2 separate regions of the Homo sapiens genome follow, and region 2 is linked to region 1. A link is a loop called in an ENCODE intact Hi-C map of the cell type or tissue named here. Cell type or tissue: mammary epithelial cell. All regions are shown on one strand. Each heading gives the region's core, and the rest is flanking DNA. Links, peaks and the distances in the headings are about the cores only. Region 1 holds the start of KCNA7 (potassium voltage-gated channel subfamily A member 7). Region 2 has its middle 23 kb from the start of BCAT2.

Evidence for each region. Peaks named below come from ENCODE experiments on the same cell type or tissue, not always from the same donor. Only the 100,000 strongest peaks of a DNase experiment are listed, where the experiment ranks them.
Region 2: it touches region 1 in a loop (25-fold over the local background); 7 of 110 quality-filtered maps call a loop at or near these places.

Annotation. Positions count from the first base shown.
Region 1 is chr19:49,069,703-49,079,547 of GRCh38, forward strand. It overlaps KCNA7 (potassium voltage-gated channel subfamily A member 7), which reads right to left and starts at 2,997. Exons shown (of 2, transcript NM_031886.3): 1 at 2,329-2,997; 2 at 1-1,176. The coding sequence starts at 2,883. The coding sequence ends at 361. RefSeq lists enhancers at 1,888-2,389, 2,390-2,889 and a silencer at 4,356-4,515. In mammary epithelial cell, for the core only: CTCF peaks have their summits at 4,433 (motif pointing left) and 5,347 (motif pointing right); a DNase peak (open chromatin) is centred at 4,169; H3K4me3 peaks cover 151 bases; H3K27me3 peaks cover 1,530 bases.
Region 2 is chr19:48,783,231-48,793,075 of GRCh38, forward strand. No RefSeq gene overlaps it. Among named protein-coding and RNA genes, the nearest start is that of BCAT2, 23 kb to the right of the region's middle. In mammary epithelial cell, for the core only: a CTCF peak has its summit at 5,085 (motif pointing right); a DNase peak (open chromatin) is centred at 5,091.

The DNA.
Region 1 (9,845 bases), core at 629-8,628:
ACTCACAACCCAACCAAACCCAACACTGACCTAGGAAACTCACAAAATGATACGACCAAACCTATCTCAACACTACCCCAAAAGGCTCCATGAGCTTTGCACAACTCAGAGTAATATGAACCAATTGAGTCTTCATTAACACAACACAACCCATTGCCATTCGCTGCTGCTTCAGGAGGTACCCACAGGAGCTACCAAACCACACAACCCAAGACCCAACAAGACTCAGTGTTTCCCCACTCGTTACGACTTAACCTAGCTCTTCCTAAACCCAATCCCCTCCCCCCAGCCTTGCCCTCCACCCTGCCCTCCCTCCCTCCCTCTAGGGAGGTGTGAGGTCCTGCAGACCTCAACTGTTCCTCACACTTCGGTGACCAGGTGTTTCCCTGGGGGTGCCCAGAGTGGAGGTGGTAGCTCAGGTACCTCCCCGTCCACCAGCCCCCCATTGGCCTTGCCCTCCAGTGGGCCACAAGGCTGCATGTCCACATGGCTGAACATCCCAGCCTCTTCGCCCTCTGTCTCCCGGTGATAAAAGTAGCTGAAATTGGAGACAATGACGGGCACTGGCAGGGAAATAGTCAGCACGCCCGCAATGGCACACAGAGAGCCCACTATCTTGCCACCCACAGTGACGGGTGCCATGTCTCCATAGCCAACTGTAGTCATGGTGACTACCGCCCACCAGAAGGACTCAGGGATGCTAGTGAAATGGGAGTCCACCCGGTCAACTTCGGCAAAGTAGACGGCGCTGGAAAAGAGGACCACACCGATGAAGAGGAAAAAGATGAGGAGGCCCAGCTCACGCATGGAGGCCCGAAGCGTCTGGCCCAAGATTTGCAGGCCCTTTGAGTGCCGGGACAGCTTGAAGATGCGGAAGACACGCACCAATCGGATGACTCTCAGGATGGCCAGTGACATGGCCTGCTGGCCCACCCCTCGCTGCCGGGCCAGCTCGGTGCCCAGTGCCACAAAGTAGGGAAGGATAGCCACAAAATCGATGAGGTTCATCACGTTCTTGAAGAAGATAGCCTTGCTTGGACAGACCAGGAGGCGTACCAGCAGCTCAAAGGAGAACCAACAAATACACAGCGTCTCCACCACGAAGAACGGGTCATTGAAGGGCAGGCGGGGTGGATTTCCAGGCATTTGGCTGGAGCCATTCAGCGGAGCGGGGAACTGCAGGGAGGAAAGTGTTCAGGGAGGGTCAGGCTGGGGCTAGGACACGGGGACAGCCTTAATCATCATTTAAATACCCAGCTCCTCTTTACACATTGGTCAGTAGCCGCTGCGCCAAGGCCCTCCGTGACCTGGTTATCCCAGACTTCCTCCCAGGATCCCAGGGATCATCCCTGGGCCGCTGACTTTCTGGTTGCCTGACCTGGTGGGTGGCTGGAGACGTGGTCCCTGCCCCTTCATGCGTGGGAACTCATGTTTGAGTAGGGTGCAACCTCTTCTCTCTCAAAGTCCCGCCTCCAGTGTTGATTTTCTAGATGGGGAGCATCCCTGCCCTGGCCCCACCACCTTGTGCCTAGCTTTTCCTTGCCCTCCACAGTCCCAGCCCAGAGTATAATGCGGCTGGGCGCGGTGGCTCACGTCTGTAATCCCAGCACTTTGGGAAGCCGAGGCGGGCGGATCACGAGGTCAGGAAATAGAGACCATCCTGGCCAACACGGTGAAACCCCATCTCTACTAAAAATACAAAAATTAGCCGGGCGTGGTGGCCTGCACCTGTAATCCCAGCTACTTGGGAGGCTAAGGCAGGAGAATCGCTTGAACCCGGGAGGCAGACCTTGCAGTGAGCCGAGATAGCGCCATTGCACTCCAGCCTGGGCGACAGAGCAAGACTCTGTCTCACAGGAAATAAAAAAAAAAAGACCTTCTCTGCAAGCCGAGCCCTAGGCCCCCTCCTCTGGCCCCTCAACCTGGCTTTCTTTCCATAGATTCCTCCTACTGTCGCCCCTCGGGCTCCAGCACCCTCAGCTGGAGTTATTCAGGGCCTGGCTTTCACCACCCAGCCGCACAGACTCCGGAGTTTTCAGGCTCTCCTTGGCCCCCCTCAGCTGTGATTTTTAAGGTTCCTGTCCTCCTACCCCTTGCATCAAGGGCCCTGCCCTCTTCACGCCGGGTTTCTCACTGACCTCAACCCCACCTTCTGATGGGGCAGGTCCTCCGACCCGGATCCTCAGGCCCCGCCTCCCGCCCACCCTGTCTTCGGCTGGCCCACCCCTCGCAGCCCCTGGCCCCGCCTTATGATTGGCCAGGTCCCCTCTGGACCCCGCCCATCTCCTCCCAAACCCCGCCCGTCTCCACCCACGCCCCGCCTCTCACCGGGCCGGCTGCGGCTGCAGCAGCAAGCCCCGTGCCGTCGCGGTCGTCGCGGAAGTCAGGCAGCGTCTCGAGGCAGAAGACGACGATGGAGACGAGGATGACCAGCACGGAGACTACGGCGAGCACGCGCGCGGCCTGAGAGCTCTCGGGAAACTCGAAAAGCAGCCACAGCTGGCGGGCGAAGGCGCGGCGGGGCAGGGGGCGCTCGGGCGGCACCGGGCAGCCCTCGTCCTCGCGCAGGCGTGCCAGGGCCGCCGCGCCCAGCCCGTAGAAGGCCACCTCTTCCAGGAAGACGTCGAGCGGCACGTGCGCCGGCCGCCGCAGCCGCCCACCGGACTGGTAGTAGTAGAGCACGGCGTCGAAGCTGGGCCGGTGCCGGTCGAAGAAATACTCGCGGCGCGCGTCGTCGTAGAAGCGGCCGCGGCGCGCTGGGTCCCCTAGCAGAGTGTCCGGGAAGCGGCCCAGCGTGCGCGCCCGCGTCTCGAAGCGCAGCCCGGCCACGTTGAGCACCAGCCGCTCGCAGCAGCCGCACGGCGGCGGGCACCGCGGCTCCATGGCGCGCGCAGCCCCGGCGACCCGCGAACCGACGTGTGGCCCCGACGCCCGGCCCCGGTGCGGCCCCGCCTCGGCCGCCTCGGCCGCCGCCGCCGCCGCCCCAGCCCGGTGTCCGGTGTCCGGTGTCCGCGCGTAAAAATAGCCCGGCAGGGCGGCTAGGGCGCGAGGGAGGGGGCACTGTGACCCCGGCGGGGCGGAGGGCGACAGGGCGACCGCGCGCCCTCTGCCGGGACGCCCGCCCTGCCCTGCCCCGCCGCCGCCGCCGCCCGCGCCTGCTCTGCGCCTTTCCCGTCCCGGGGTCCCCTTTCTCTCCGTCCTTCTGCCGCCGGGATCCTGTCCTGCGTCTCTCCAAGTTTCCGTGTGCGTGTGTTTCGTCAGAATCAGGCTTCAGTTGCAGTCGCCTCTTTTCTTTTCTCTTTCTTCTTTCTTTCTGTCTTTTTTTTTTTTTTTTTTTTTGAGACACAGTTTCCCTCTGTCGCCCGGGCTGGAGTGCAGTGGCGCGATCTCGGCTCACTGCAACAACCTCCACCTCCCGGGATCAAGCGATTCTCGTGCCTCAGCCTCCCTAGTAGCTGGAATTACAGGCGCCACCAAGCCCAGCTAATTTTTTTTCTTTTTTCTTTTTTAGTTGAGAAGGGGTTTCACCATGTTGGCCAGGCAGGTCTGGTACTCCCGACCTCAAGTGATCTGCCCTCCTTGGCCTCCCGAATTGCTGGGGTTACAAGCGTGAGCCACGGCGCCCGGCCTGGAGTCGCCCTGTTTGCACCTTTGTCTCTCACTCTCTTGTGTGTCTGTGTCCGGCTGTCCCCTCTGGGTCTCTGTCTCTTTTGGGATGTATCTCTGAGTATCTCTATGGGTCATTTATTTCTGAGATTCGTCGTTCTGGGGGCCTCTGTATGGGTCCCTCTGCCAGCCTCTACGTCTCGGTCTCCGCCTTTATTTTGACTCTTGGTCTGTCTCCGTTTATCTCTTGTCTCTCTTGGTCTCTTTGTCTCTCCTCTCTAGGTCTCTTTTTGCTCATTATCTCTTAGCCCTCCATGTCTCTGTCTCAGGGTTCCTCGGCCGCTCCCCTTTGGGTCTCCCCTTGGGGTCTCTAGAGGACTTAGGGTCTCCGGAGTCATATCTCTTGATCTCTCCCTGACCATCACTCCATGTGGGTGCTGCCACAGTCCCGGTGGCTGTCCCATCCTAGGGTCACTCTGGCAGCTGCAAACCACTGAGCATGTGCACACACGCCCCATTCTCTCCCCAGAGTTCGCTCCAGAGTCTCCACCTGGATTCTTCGCAAGACTTTCTGAGACCTAGCAGGACCTGAGCTGCGGCTATGACTCTGGCAAAAGGAGTCTGGTCTTGCCGGAACGGGCGGGGGTTGGGGGTGTGGGCCGGGGAGATGCCACAGGGTCATTTTCAGGAACTGAAGGGCGCAGAGACAAGACGGTGGCCTTCTAGCCACTGGTGTCCGGTGACACTGCATAAAAATAGCTCCATCAGATGGGCTTGGGGGAAGTGGAGGGGTTTGATCACTGAGACTCCCAGGAAAGAAGTCCTGGTCGCCCTCTGCTGGGGGTGTGGAGAGAGGTAGGTACTAAGGGTTCGAACGCCCTGCTAATCCTGGCACTCTTTCTCTTCCTGTCTTCCTTCCTTCCATTCCTTCTCTCTTCTTTTCTTCTTTCTTTCTTTCTTTTTTTTTTTTTCTTGAGAGGAGTTTCCCTCTTGTTGTCCAGGCTAGAGTGTGGGGACGTGATCTCAGCTCACTGCAACCTCCGCCTGCCAGTTTCAAGCGATTCTCCTGCCTCAGTCTCCTGAGTAGCTGGGACTCCAGGCACCCGTCACCACACCCACCTAATTTTTGTATTTTTAGTAGAGACAGGGTTTCACCATGTTGGCCAGGCTGGTCTCGAACTCCTGACCTCGTGACCGCCTGCCTTGGCCTCCCAAAGTTCTGGGATTACAGACGTGAGCCACTGCACCCGGCCTTTTCTTTCTTTTTCTTTTTCTTGAGACGGAGTCTTGCAGTCGCCCAGGCTAGAGTGCAGTGTTGCGATCTTGGCTCACTGCAACCTCCGCCTCCTGAATTCAAGCAATTCTCCTGCCTTAGCCTCTGGAGTAGCTGGGATTACAGGCGCCCACCACACGCGGCTAATTGTTTGTGGGCGGCAAGCCACCCAGGTGCCGAGGCAAGAGACCGAGGGCACGAGCTGTTCCAGTATAATAAAATATATAAAATAAGAATAGTTATAGTAGATATAGATCATAGATATGATTATATATGAATATCATTAATCATTAGTTTGTAGCAATTACTCTTTATTCCAATATTATAATAATCCTCGCTCTACAATCATAACCTAGGAAAAACCAGGCCATACAGAGATAGGAGCTGAGGGGACATAGCGAGAAGTGACCAGAAGACAAGAGTGCGAGCCTTCTGTTATGCCTGGACAGGGCCACCAGAGGGCTCCTTGGTCTAGCGGTAACACCAGCGTCTGGGAACACGCCCGTTGCCAAGTGGACCATGGTCTAGTGGTAGCCTCAGTGCCAAGGAAAACCACCCGCTACTTAGCAGACCAGGAAAGGGAGTCTCTCTTTCCCTGGGGGAGTTTAGAGAAGACTCTACCCCTCCACCTCTTGTGGAGGGCCTGACATCAGTCAGGCTCACCCGCAGTTACCCAGAGGCCTAACCATCTCCCTGTGATGCTGTGCTTCAGCTCCTAGTCCGCTTTCATGTTCCATCCTGTACACCTGGCTCTGCCTTCTAGATAGCAGTAGCAAATTAGTGAAAGTACTAAAAGTCTCTGATATGCAGAAATAATGGCGTAAGCTGTCTCTCTTTCTCCTCTCTCTCTGCCTCGGCTGCCAGGCAGGGAAGGGCTCCCTGTCCAGTGGATACGTGACCCAGGGGACCTTACCTATCCTTGGAGATGTCTCACACTCCTCACCCTGCCTCTTTGTCTTATATCCAATAAATATCAGCACAGCCAGGCATTCGGGGCCACTACCGGTCTCTGTGTCTTGGTGGTGGTGGTTCCCCGGGCCCAGCTGTCTTTTCTTTTATCTCTTTGTCTTGTGTCTTTATTTCCACAATCTCTCGTCTCTGCAAACGGAGAAAAACCCACCGACCCTGTGGGGCTGGACCCTACAATTGTTGTATTTTTAGTAGAGACAAGGTTTTGCCATGTTGGCCAGGCTGGTCTTGAACTCCTGACTTCAGGTGATCTGCCCGCCTCGGCCTCCCAAAGTGCTGGGATTACAGGCATGAGCCACCTCACCCGGCCCTTTTCTTTTCTTTCTTTCTCTCTCTCTTTCTTTCTTTCTTTATTTTTTGAGACAGGGTCTCAGTCTGTTGCCCAGGCTGGAGTCTAGTGGCACAATCTTGGCTCACTGCAGCCTCGACTTTCTGGGCTCAAACGATCCTCCCACTTCTTTTTTTTTTTTTTTTTTTTGAGACGGAGTTTCGCTCTTGTCACCCAGGCTGGAGTGCAATGGTGCAATCTCGGTTTACCACAGCCTCCGCCTCCCAGGTTCAAGTGATTCTCCTGCCTCAGCCTCTCAAGTAGCTGGGATTGCAGGCATGTGTCACCATGCCCAGCTAATTTTGTATTTTTAGTAGAGACTAAAATACATGTTCTCCATGTTGATCAGTCTGGTCTCGAACTCCTGACCTCAGGTGATACGCCCACCTTGGCCTCCCAAAGTGCTGAGATTACAGGCATGAGCCACCCCACCTGGCCCCTCCCACCTCTTCTAAGTAACTGGGACTATAGGCGTGAGCCACCATGCATGGCTATTTTTTGTAATTTTTGTAGAGACAGGGTCTTGCTATGTTGCCCACGCTGCTCTTCTACTCCTGAGCCCAAGCAATCCACCGTACTAGGCCTCTCCAAGTGCTAGGATTACAGGTGTAAGCCACTGCACCCACCCTGTCTGGGATTCTATGTCCCCTGGACTTCTATGTCCCTCTCTCTAGGTCTCTATCTTCCCTCTGTCTGGGTCTGTGTCCATTTATTTCACGGTCTTTGGCCTTCTCTATCTCTCTCTGTCCACCATCTTTCTGGTCTCTGTCTCCTATTTTCTCCCATTCTCGTTTTTTTTTTTTTTTTTTTTTTTTTTTTTGAGTCACAGTCTCGCTCTTGTTGCCCAGGCTGGAGTGCAGTGGCACGATCTCAGCTCACTGCAAGCTCCACCTCCCAGGTTCATGCCATTCTCCTGCCACAGCCTCCCGAGTGGCTGGGACTACAGGCGCCCGCCACTACGCCTGGCTAATTTTTTGTATTTTTAGTAGAGACGGGGTTTCACCGTGTTAGCCAGGATGGTCTCAATCTCCTGACCTCGTGATCCACCCACCTTGGCCTCCCAAAGTGCTGGGATTACAGGCGTGAGCCACCATGCCCAGCCTTTTTTTTTTTTTTTTTTTTTTTTTTTGAGATGGAGCCTTGCTCTGTCGCCCAGGCTGGAGTGCAGTGGTGTGATCTCGGCTCACTGCAACCTCCACCTCCTGGGTTCAAGTGATTCTCCTGCCTCAGCCTCCTGAGTAGCTGGGATTACAGGTGTGCGCAACCACACCAGGCTAATTTTTGTATTTTTAGTAGAGATGGGGTTTCACCATGTTGGCCAGGCTGGTCTCGAACTTCTGACCTCATGATCCGCCCACCTCGGCCTCCCAAAGTGCTGGGATCACAAGCGTGAGCCACCACACCCAACCTAATTTTTGTATTTTTAGTAGAGATGAGGTTTCACCATGTTGGCTAGGCTGGTCTCGAACTCCTGACCTTAAGTGATCCACTTGACTTGGCCTCCCAAAGTGCTGAGATTATAGGCGTGCACCACCGCACCCAGCCAAGGTGCCATTTTTTTGCTCAGGAAGTTAGAACAAAACTTAAAAGGTGGGTCAGGCACAGTGGCTCACTCCTATAATCCCATCACTTTGGGAGGCCGAGGTGGCTGGATTGCCTGAGGTCAGGAGTTCAAGACAAACCTAGTAAACATGGTGAAACCCCATTTCTACTAAAAATACAAAAATAAGCTGGGCCGGGTGGCTCGCGCCTGTAATCCCAGCTACTCTGGAGGCTGAGGTAGGAGAATCACTTGAACCTGGGAGGTGGAGGTTGCAGTGACCTGAGATGGCACCACTGCACTCCAGCCTGGGCAACAGAGTGAGACTCTGTCTCAAAAACAAAACAAAACAAAAAGCCAGGTGTGGTCATGCACATCAGTAATCCAGCTACTTGGGAGGCTGAGGTGGAAGGGTCATTTGAGCCAAGGAAGTCAAAGCTGCAGTGAGCTATGATCACACCACTGCACTCCAGCCTGGGTGACAAAGCAAGACCCTGTCTCAAAAAAATAAAAGATAAAAAATTAAGGCTGATGAGTTAGGGATATTATCTTGGATCATTTGGGTAGGCCCACTAATCATAAGGGTCTTTAAAAGAGGGACGTGGCTGGGTGCAGTGGCTCACTCCTGTAATCCCAGCACTTTGGGAGCCTGAGGCAGGTGGATCACCTGAGGCCAGGAGTTCAAGACCAGACCGGCCAACATGGCAAAACCCCATCCCTACTAAAAATAACAAAAATTAGCTGGACATGGTGGTGGGCGCCTGTAATCCCAGCGACTGGGGAGGCTGAGGCAGGAGAATCACTTGAACCCAGAAGGTGGAGGCTGCAGTGCACTGAGATTGAGCCACCGCACTCCAGCCTGGGCAACAGAGTGAGACTCTGTCTCACAAATAAAAAATCAAAAAAAAAGAGGGATGCAGGAAGGTCTGATTCATGGAAGATGTGAGGATGGACATAGAGGTCAGAGAAGAGAGGATGCCATGGTGCTGGCTTTGAAGTTTGAAGACGGAGGAACGGCCATGAGCCAAGGAATGGGGGCGGCTTCCCGAAGCTTGAAAAGGCAAGGAAACAGACTCTCCCCTAGAGCCTCCAGAGGAAACAGAGCCCTGTTTTCGACGTCTAACCTCTAGAATTGCATTCTAATAAACTTGTGTTGTTTTAAGCCACTAAGTTCGTGGTAAGTTGTTGTAGCGGCAACAAGAAAATAATACAGTCAGACTCTCCAATTCCTCAGAGTCATTCTCTGAGGTTATGGTAGCATTTGTTTTATTTTATTTTATTTTATTTATTTATTTATTTTTGAGACGGAGTCTCGCTCTGTCGCCCAGGCTGGAGTGCAGTGGCGGGATCTCGGCTCACTGCAAGCTCCGCCTCCCGGGTTCACGCCATTCTCCTGCCTCAGCCTCCCAAGTAGCTGGGACTACAGGCGCCCGCCACTACGCCCGGCTAATTTTTTTGTATTTTTAGTAGAGACGGGGTTTCACCGTTTTAGCCGGGATGGTCTCGATCTCCTGACCTCGTGATCCGCCCGCCTCGGCCTCCCAAAGTGCTGGGATTACAGGCGTGAGCCACCGCGCCCGGCCTATTTTATTTATTTTTTGAGACAGAATCTCACTCTGTTGCCCAGGCTGGAGTGCAGTGGTGCGATCTCGGTTCACTGCAACCTCCGCCTCCTGGGTTCAAGCAAGTCTTCTGCTTCAGCCTCCTGAGTAGTTGAGATTACAGGTGTGCGCCACCATGCCCGGCTAATTTTCTTTAAAATTTTTGGTAGAGATAAGGTCTCACTATGTTGTCCAGGCCGATCTTAAATTCCTGGGCTCAAACAATCCTCTGGCCTCAGCCTCCCAAAGCGCTAGGATTACATGTGTGAGCCACTGGCCCTGCTCTGCCTTTTTTTTTTTTTTTTTTTTTTTTTTTTGAGATGGAGTCTCACTCTGTCACCCAGTCTGGAGTGCAGTGGCCCAATCTTGGCTCACTGCAACTTCCACCTCCACAGACGCGTGCCACCACGCCCGGCTAAAATTTTTTTTGTATTTTAAGTAGAGATGGGGTTTCACTGTGTTATCCAGGCTGGTCTCAATTTCCTGACCTTGTGATCCACCTGGCTTGGCCTCCCAAAGTTCTGGGAT
Region 2 (9,845 bases), core at 540-8,539, 290 kb before region 1:
AGACCAGCTGACCAACATGGTGAAACCCTGTCTCTACTAAAAAATACAAAAAATTAGCTGGGCGTGGTGGCACACGCCTGGAATCCCAGCTACTCGGGAGGCTGAGGCAGGAGAATGGCATGAACCCAGGAGGCGGAGGTTGCAGTGAGCCAAGATCGCACCACTGCACTCCAGCCTGGGCGACAGAGCGAGACTCCGTCTCAAAATAATAATAATAATCATCATCATCATCATCGTCATCATCATCGTCATCATCAGCCAAGGGAAAACGTGGATGGGGCAGAGTCCAGGAGACACCAGGCGTGAGCTTTCAGATGTCCTCCCCCAGTGGAGTTCTAGACAGTGCTCAATTCTCCCGGTAATGACGTGTGCCAAAACGCATGCAGTATTGCCAACCAGGGAGTCTCACCCCAGATCTTAGGATGAAAAAAAAATTTTTTTTTTTTTTTTGAGTCTTGCTTTGTCACCCAGGCTGAAATGCAGTGTCATGATTTCGGCTCACTGCAGACTCAACCTCCCAGGTTCAAGCTATTCTCATGCCTCACGAGTAGCTGGGATTACAAGGGTACGCCATCACACCTGGCTAATTTTTTAATTTTTATTTATTTATGTATTTATTTATTTTTGAGACGAAGTCTTACTCTGTCACCCAGGCTGGAGTGCAGCGGCGTGATCTCGGCTCATTGCAGCTTCCGCCTCCTGGGTTCAAGTGATTCTCCTGCTCCAGCCTCCCAAGTAGCTGCAACTACAGGCGCCCGCCACTCTGCCTGGCTAATTTTTGGTTTTTGTTTTTTGTTTTTTTTGAGACGGAGTCTCGCCCTGTTGCCCAGGCTGGAGAGCAATGGCGCAGTCTCGGCTCACTGCAACCTCTGCCTCCTGGGTTCAAGCGATTCTCCTGCCTCAGCCTCCTGGGTAGCTGGGATTATAGGCACCTGCCACCATGCCGGGCTACTTTTTGTATTTTTAGTAGAGATGGGGTTTCATGATGTTGGCCAGGCTGTTCTCAAACTCTTGGACCTTGTGATCCGCCTGCCTCGGCCTCCCAAAGTTCTAGGATTACAGGCGTGAGCCACCACCATGCTGGGCCTAATTTTTGTATTTTTAGTAGAGACGGGGTTTTGCCATGTTGCCCAGGCTAGTCCCGAACTCCTGGGCTCAAGGAATCTGCCCGCCTCGGCCTCTCAAAGTGCTGGGATTACATTCGTGAGGCACCGTGCGCAGTCCGGGGGACAAAATTTTAAACAAGTGTTGGTCATGTAAGCATGGCAGACTGCACGTGTGACTGACCTCAGATACTCCAGCTGCCTCCTCCTGAGGGGTGGACTAGAACAGGGACTGGTAACCAGGGGTTAAAGGATCGGGACCTGACGCCTAAATCTTTTGAATTTACATGCAAAATATGGGCATATAACATGAGCAGTGGTTCAGGATGTGGGCAATGAAGAGAGAGAGCCTGAGTTCCCCCACCTCTTACTACTGGAGTAACCAGGGGCAGGAGACTTCTGAATTTCAGTATTCTTATCTGCACAAGTGGAAACGAGAGAAATACTGTAGGGCAGTGCCTTCTAGCGGGCTTAGAGGAAGCCTCTGGACATGGTAGCTATTACTTATTTGCTTAGTCTTTAGCATTCTGCACGTTTTGTTTGTTTGTTTGAGATGGAGTCTCTCTCTGTCACCCAGGCTAGAGTGCAGTGGTGCGATCTCAGCTCACTGCTACGTCCACCTCCCGGGTTCAAGTGATTCTCATGCCTCAGCCTCCCAAGTAGCTGGAATTACAGGCATCATCATGCCTGGCTAATTTTTGTATTTTTAGTAGAGACGGGGTTTCATCATGTCGGCCAGGCTGGTCTTGAACTCCTGACCTCAGGTGATCCGCCCACCTCAGCCTCCCAAAGTGCTGGGATTTACAGTTGTGAGCCACCCCGCCCAGCCAGATGTTCAAATTTTGATATGGATTAAATTCAGTTACTAGATCACTTTTTTTTTTTTTTTTTGAGACAGGCCCTTACTGTGTTGCCCAGGCTGGAGTGTGGTGGCACGACCCCATGGCTCACTGCAACCTCGACCTCGTGCTCAAGCAATCCTCCCACCTCAGCCTTCTCAGTAGTTGGGACTGCAGGCAGGTGCCACCATACCCAGCTAAGTTTTTGTTGTTGTTGTTGTAGAGACCAGGTGCATGCTGTTAAAACTAACTACCCGAGACTGGGTAATTTATAAAGAAAAGAGGTTTAATTGACTCACAGTTCCACAGGGCTGGGGAGTCCTCAGGAGACTTACAATCATAGCAAAAGGGGAAGGGGAAGCAAGGCACGTCTTATATAGTGGCAGGAGGGAGAAAGAGCTAGAGGAGGGAACCACCACAGTTTCAAACCATCAGATCTTGTGCGAACTCACTCATGACTACGAGAACAGCATGGGGGAAACTGCCCCCACGATCCAGTTACCTCCCACCATGTCCCTCCCTGGACCCGCTGAGATTATAATTCATAATGAGATTTCAGTGGGGACACAGAGCCAAACCATATCAGTTGCCAAGGCTGATCTTAAACTCCTGGGCTCCAGCAATCCTCCTGCCTCAGCCTCCCAAAATGCTGGGATTATAGGCATGAGCTACCGTGCCCAGCTGCATCGTCATCTTAATACTATTGTCTTCCAGTCTATAAACTTGGGATGTCTTTCCATTTATGTCTGTTACGAATTTCTTTCTTTCTTTTGTGTATTGTCAGTCTTTCACCATTGAGTAGGATGTTTGCTGTGGGTTTTTCATAAATGCCTAAGCCAGTGTTTCTGTTTTGTTTTGTTTTCTTCTTTTTTGAGATGGAGTCTAACTCAGGCTGGAGTGCAGTGGTGTCATCTTGGCTCACTGCAAACTCTGCCTCCTGGGATCAAGCGAATCTCTCGCCTCAGCCTCTCAAATAGCTGGGATTACAGACACCTGCCACCAAGCCTGGCTAATTTTTGTGTTTTTAGTGGAGGCAGGGTTTCCCCATGTTGGCCAGGCCGGACTCGAACCCCTGACCTCAAGTGATCTGTCTGCCTCGGTCTCCCAAAAAGCTGGGAATACACATGTGAGCCACCGCGCCCTGCCTAAGCCAGTGTTTCTATTTTTTTTTTTTTTTTTTTTTTTGAGATGGAGTCTCACTCTGTCGCCCAGGCTGGAGTGCAATGGCACAATCTCGGCTCACTGCAACCTGTGCCTCCGGGGTTCAAGTGATTCTCCTGCCTCAGCCTCCTGAGTACCTGGGATTACTGCCCACCACCACACTGGGCCAATTTTTGTATTTTTAGTAGAGACAGGGTTTCACCATGTTGGCCAGGCTGGTCTCCAACTCCTGACCTCAGGTGATCCACCCGCCTCGGCCTCCCAAAGTGCTAGGATTACAAACTTGAGCCACTATGATCAGCCAGCCAGTGTTACATCACCTCAGGGGAGTCTTTCCAAACACTCATCCCTTGAGATGTTTGTAAACTTGTATAATGCCCTAAAAATGGTTTTAACCACTCACACATTTGTTAGAAATGCTTATTCCTTGGTGCCATAAAGAAATAGCACTTGAGGCCGGGCGCGGTGGCTCACGCCTGTAATCCCAGCACTTTGGGAGGCCGAGGCGGGTGGATCACAAGGTCAGGAGATAGAGACCATCCTGGCTAACACGTTGAAACCCCGTCTCTAATAAAAATACAAAAAAAAATTAGCCAGGCGTGGTGGCAGGTGCCTGTAGTCCCAGCTACTTGGGAGGCTAAGGCAGGAGAATGGCGTGAACCTGGGAGGCGGAGCTTGCAGTGAGCCGAGATCGTGCCACTGCACTCCAGCCTGGGCAACGGAGTGAGACTCCGCCTCAAAAAAAAAAAAAAAAGACATAGCACTTGAACATTAATTTCCTCAGCAAGGCCATTTTTATTTTTATTTTTATTTTTTGAGATGGAGTTTCGATCTTGTTGCCCAGGCTGGAGTGCAATGGCACAATCTCAGCTCACTGCACCCTCGGCTTCCGAGGTTCAAGCAATTCTCCTGTCTCAGCCTCCCGAGTAGCTGGGATTACAGGCATGCACCACCACGCCCGGCTAATATTGTATTTTTAGTAGAGACGGGGTTTCTCCATGTTGGTCAGGCTGGTCTCAAACTCCTGACCTCAGGTGATCCGCCCGCCTTGACCTCCCAAAGTGCTGGGATTACAGGCATGAGCCACTGAGCCCGGCCAGCAAGGCCATTTTTACTTTCTGCAGAAAAGGTACACTCGCCAGCAGTTTTGCCACAAGAGTACAACGAACAAAGGAGACAGGGTCATTTATAACCTGACGCATCCACTCTACTGCCGTGTCGGGTTTCCATTGGCTGGAACGGGACCTCACATTCTGTATTTGTCCCAACTGGCTAGCAACTTGGAACTTTTTAAAAGAGGCAAAGGCAGAGGAGAACAAAGGAAGGGGGAAGTGACTTGTGGAATGCTGAGAAAGGTAAAAACACCTTCAAATAAGGAAGAGGAACAGGCTGTGACCTAATGCTTGCTTGGACCAGTATAAGCATGCCAGGGCAAATATTTAGGGTAAATTGTGGGAGCTAAAAACATAAAGTACACTGATTTCTTTATTACGGCTAGCAGATATTTAAGAATGTTAGCACAGGTCTTTGAATACATTTTGCGTCTAAGAGAAGTTACTATTTATTCCTAAGTAGACGAGGAGGAAAGTCTCTTTGAAGAGGAAGCTCTACTTTAATTTTTACACATTGCTAACTGATGAAATTGTATTTGGAGACTCACTCTGTAAATTGCCTCTTTCCTTAGTTTTCCATTTTTTATTTTTAGTTTACTTATTTATTTATTTTGAGACACAGTGTCACTCTGTCACCCAGGCTGGAGTGCAGTGGCTCAATCTTAGCTCATTGCAAACTCTGCCTCCCGGGTTCAAGGGATTCTCCTGCCAGGCTGGCTTCACTATGTTGGCCAGGCTGGTCTCAAACTCCAGACCTCAAGTGATCTTCCCGCCTCGGCCTCGGAAAGTGCTGGGATCACAGGTGTGAGCCACTGCGCCCGGCCTTCTCCTCTTTTGGCCTTTGACTTTATACTCAACACTGACCACCAGATGGTGCTGCAGGCACACCACAGCGTGGCCTGACACACAGCACGCTGTGGCTGGGTTATTACAGCTGAGATGTATTTACCTGGATTTATTATTTTATTTATTTATTTATTTTTCAGTAGGAAAGGTAGGGCCCGCTATTTACCAGGTTTTTTTTTAAGTGACAGAGAAAGACTGTCTTAAGCACACACACACACACACACACACACACACACACACACACACACACAGAGCTTATAAAACAGTTTAACGGCCGGGCGCAGTGGCTCATGGCTTAATCCCAGCATTTTAGGAGGCTGAGGCAGGAGGATGACCTGAGATCAGGACTTCAAGATCAGCCTGGCCAACATGGTGAAACCCCGTCTCTACTAAAAATACAAAAATTAGCCCGGTGTGGTGGCTCACACCTGTAGTCCCAGCTACTCGGGAGTCTGAAGCAGGAGAATTGCTTGAACCTGGGAGGCGGAGGTTGCAGTGAGCCGAGATCACGCCATTGCACTCTAGCCTGGGCGGCAGAGCGAGACTCCATCTCAAAAAAAAAAAAAAAAAAAAACAGTTAAAAAAAAAAAACAGTTTTTAGGCCCCATTATGCCTGTGTGATTCTTTGTGTCCTAATCTTGGGCGCACACACACACACACACACACACTTATTTATTTTTCTTGAGACAGAGTATTGTTCTGTTGCCTAGGCTGGAGTGCAGCGTTGTGATCTCAGCTCACTGCAGCCTCCACCTCCCAGGTTCAAGTGATTCTCCTGCCTCAGCCTCCAGAGTAGCTGAGATTACAGGTGCCCGCCACCACACCCGGCTAATTTTTCTATTTTTAGTAGAGACAGGGGTCTCGCCATGTTCACCAGGCTGGTCTCAAACTCCTGGCCTCAGGTGATCCACCCACCTCGGCCTCCCAAAATGCTGGGATTACTGGCGTGAGCCACGGCGCCTAGTCCTGTTTGTTATTTTAAAATGAAGACATCCTTAAGCATGAAAATGTCTTTAAATATTTTGAAAAATGTTTTCTAAAGCCATGAAGGCCTATAGTACCCTAAGTCTTATATAATTAAATTATAATTAAAGATTTAATCTGGCTGGGCCTGGTGGCTCACACCTGTAATCCCAGCACTTTAAGAGGCCGAGGCTGGAGGATCACAAGGTCAGGAGATCGAGACCATCCTGGCTAACATGGTGAAACCCCGTCTCTACTAAAAATACAAAAAATTAGGCAGGCGTCGTGGCGGGCGCCTATAGTCCCAGCTACTGGGGAGGCTGAGGCAGGAGAACGGCGTGAACCCGGGAGGCGGAGCTTGCAGTGAACCGAGATGGCGCCACTGCACTGCAGCCTGGGTGACAGAGCGAGACTCCATCTCAAAAAAAAAAAAAAAATTATTCTTTGCAGATATTCATTTTCTCACAGAATTGGACTCTTTTTTTTCTTTTTCTTTCTTTCTTTCTTTCTTTTTTTTTTTTTTTTTTGAGACAGGGTCTTGCTCTGTTACCCAGGCTGGAGTGCAGCGGCATGAACACAGCTCACTGCAACCTGGAATTCTTGGCCTAAACCCATCCTCCTATCTCAGCCTACCGAATAGCTGGGACCATAGGCACACGCCACCACATGCAGCTAATTTTTTTATTTTTTGTAGAGGAGGGGGGGTCTCACTATGTTGCCCAGGGTGGTCTCGAACTCCTGGGCTCAAGTAATCCTCCTGCCTTGGCCTCCCAGAATGCTGGGATTACAGGCATGAGGCACCAACACAAAGTTATTTTCCAAAGTGAGCTGCAGCGCCAACACTCACACCTACTCACTGTGTGCCCAGCACTGCTCATGGATAGCAGTTCTTGAACCCTTTGGTCCCAAGACCCCTTCACATTCTCAAAAATCACTGAGGCTGAGCACGGTGGCTCACGCCTGTAATCCCAGCACGTTGGGAGGCTGAGGCGGGCGGATCACCTGAGGTCAGGAGTTCCAGACCAGCCTGGCCAACATGGTGAAACCCCATCTCTACTAAAAATACCAAAAAAAAGGCCGGGCGCGGTGACTCACGCCTGTAATCCCAGCACGTCGGGAGGCCGAGGCGGGTGGATCACAAGGTCAGGAGATCGAGACCATCCTGGCTAACACGGTGAAACCCCGTCTCTACTAAGAATACAAAAAATTTAGCTGGGCGTGGTGGCGGGCGCCTGTAGTCCCAGGTACTCGGGAGGCTGAGGCAGGAAGAATGGCGTGAACCCTGGAGGCGGAGCTTGCAGTGAGCCGAGATGGCGCCACTGCACTGCAGCCTGGGTGACAGAGTGAGACTGCATCTCAAAAAAAAAAAAAAAAAGAAATTAGCCGGGCTTGGTGGCGGGCACCTGTAATCCCAGCTACTCGAGAGGCTGAGGCAAAAGAATCGCTTGAACCCAGGAGGCAGAGATTGCAGTGAGCTAAGATTGCGCCACTGCACTCTGGCCTGGGTGACAGACTGAGACTCCATCTCAAAAATCATCATCATCATCATAATAAATTGATGGCCAGGCACGGTGGCTCACGCCTATAATCCCAGCACTTTGGGAGGCCGAGGCAGGTGGATCGTGAGGTCAAGCGATAGAGACCATCCTGGCCAACATGGTAAAACCCCTTCTCTACTAAAATAACAAAAAAAAAAAAATTAGCTGAGTGTGATGACACACAACTGTAGTCCTAGCTACTCGGGAGGCTGAGACAGGACAATTGCTTGAACCCAGGAGGCAGAGGTTGCAGTGAGCCAAGATCATGCCTCTGCACTCCAGCTTGGTGACAGAGCAAGACTCGGTCTTAATAATAATAATAATAATTGATTACATTGTACCTGCTCTAGAAAAGAAAAAAGAAAAAAAAATCATTGATGATAGTCTCTTAGGCTGGGGGTGGTGGCTCGTGCCTGTAACCTCAACACTGGGAGACCAAGGTGGAAGGATCGTTTGAGATCAGCCTAGTGGGACCTTGTCTCTACAAAAAATAAAAAATAATAAAATTAGGCTCAGTGCAGTGGCTCATGACTGTAATCCCAGCACTTTGGGAGGATAAGATGGGCGGATCACTTGAGCGTAGGAGTTTGAGACCAGCCTGGGCATTATATTGAGACCTTGTCTCTACAAAAATAAAAATAAAAAATTAGGCAGGCATAGTGGCACATGCCTGTGATTCCAGCTGCTTGGGAGGCTGAGGTGAGAGAATTGTTTGAGTCTGGGAGGTCGAGGCTGCAGTGATTACTGCAGTACACTGAATGCGTCACTGTACTCCAGCCTATAGATATACATGTGTGTATATATATATGTAGGGGTGACGCTTGTGAATTCTTTTTTAATTTTATTATTTTTATTTTCTTTTTGAGATAGAGTCTTGCTCTGTCACACTGGCTGGAGTGCAGTGGCACGATCTCATCTCATTACAACCTCTGCCTCCTGGGTTCAAGTGGTTCTCCTGCCTCAGCCTTCCAAGTAGCTGGGATTACAGGCATGCGCCATGATGCCTGGCGATTTTCTGTATTTTTATTTCATTTATGTATTTATTTAGAGATGGAGTTTTGCTCTTGTTGCCCAGGCTGGAGTGCAATGGCGTGATCTCGGCTCACTGCAACCTCTGCCTCCCGGATTCAAACAATTCTCCTGTCTTAGACTCCCGAGTAGCTGGGATTACAGGCATGCGCCACCACGCCCGGATAATTTTTGTATTTTTAGTAGAGATGGGGTTTCACCACGTTGGCTAGGCTGGTCTCGATCTCCTGATCTCGGCTTCCCAAAGTGCTGGGATTACAGGCGTGAGCCACCTCACCCAGTCTATTTTTTGTATTTTTAGTAGAGACAGTGTTTCCACATGTTGGCCAAGCTGGTCTGGAACCCCTGACCTCAGGTGACGAGCCTGCCTTGGCCTCCCAAAGTGCTAGGATTACAGGCATGAGCCACCAAGCCCAGCCTTAATTTTATTTTAAGTTCTGGGGTACATGTGCAGGACATGCAGGTTTGTTACATGGGTAAACGTGTGCCATGGTGGTTTGCTGCACCTGTTAACCCATCACCTGGTATTAAGCCCCGCATCCATTAGCTATTTATCCTGATGCTTTCCCTCCCCACCACCCTGCAACAGGCCCCAGTGTATGTTGTTCCCCTCCCCGTGTCCTTGTGTTCTCATTGTTCAGCTCCCACTTATAAATGAGAACATGCGGTGTTTGGTTGGTTTTCTTTTTTTCTTTTTTTTTTTTTTTAGATGGAGTCTCGCTCTGTCACCCAGGCTGGAGTGCAGTGGCACGATCTCGGCTCACTGCAAGCTCCACCTCTCAGGTTCACACCATTCTCCTGCCTCAGCCTCCCGAGTAGCTGGGACTACAGGCGCCCACCACCATGCCCGGTTAATTTTTTTTTTTGTATTTTTAGTAGAGACAGGGTTTCACCATGGTAGCCAGGATGGTCTTGATCTCCTGACCTCGTGATCCACCTGCCTCAGCCTCCCAAAGTGCTGGGAGTACAGGTGTGAGCCACCGCGCCCGGCTTCTTTATTTTTTTGAGAGAGGGTCTCACTCTGTCACCCAGGCTGGAGTGTAGTGGTGTGATCTTGGCTCACTGCAACCTCCATTTCCCAGATTCAAGCAATTCTTGTGCCTCAGCCTCCCGAGTAACTGAGAGTACAGGTGTGTGCCACCATGCCTGGCTCATTTTCATATTTTTAGTAGAAATGGGGTTTCACCATGTTGGCCAGGCTGGTCTCGAACTCCAGACCTCAAGTGATCTGCCCACCTCGGCCTCCGAAAGTGC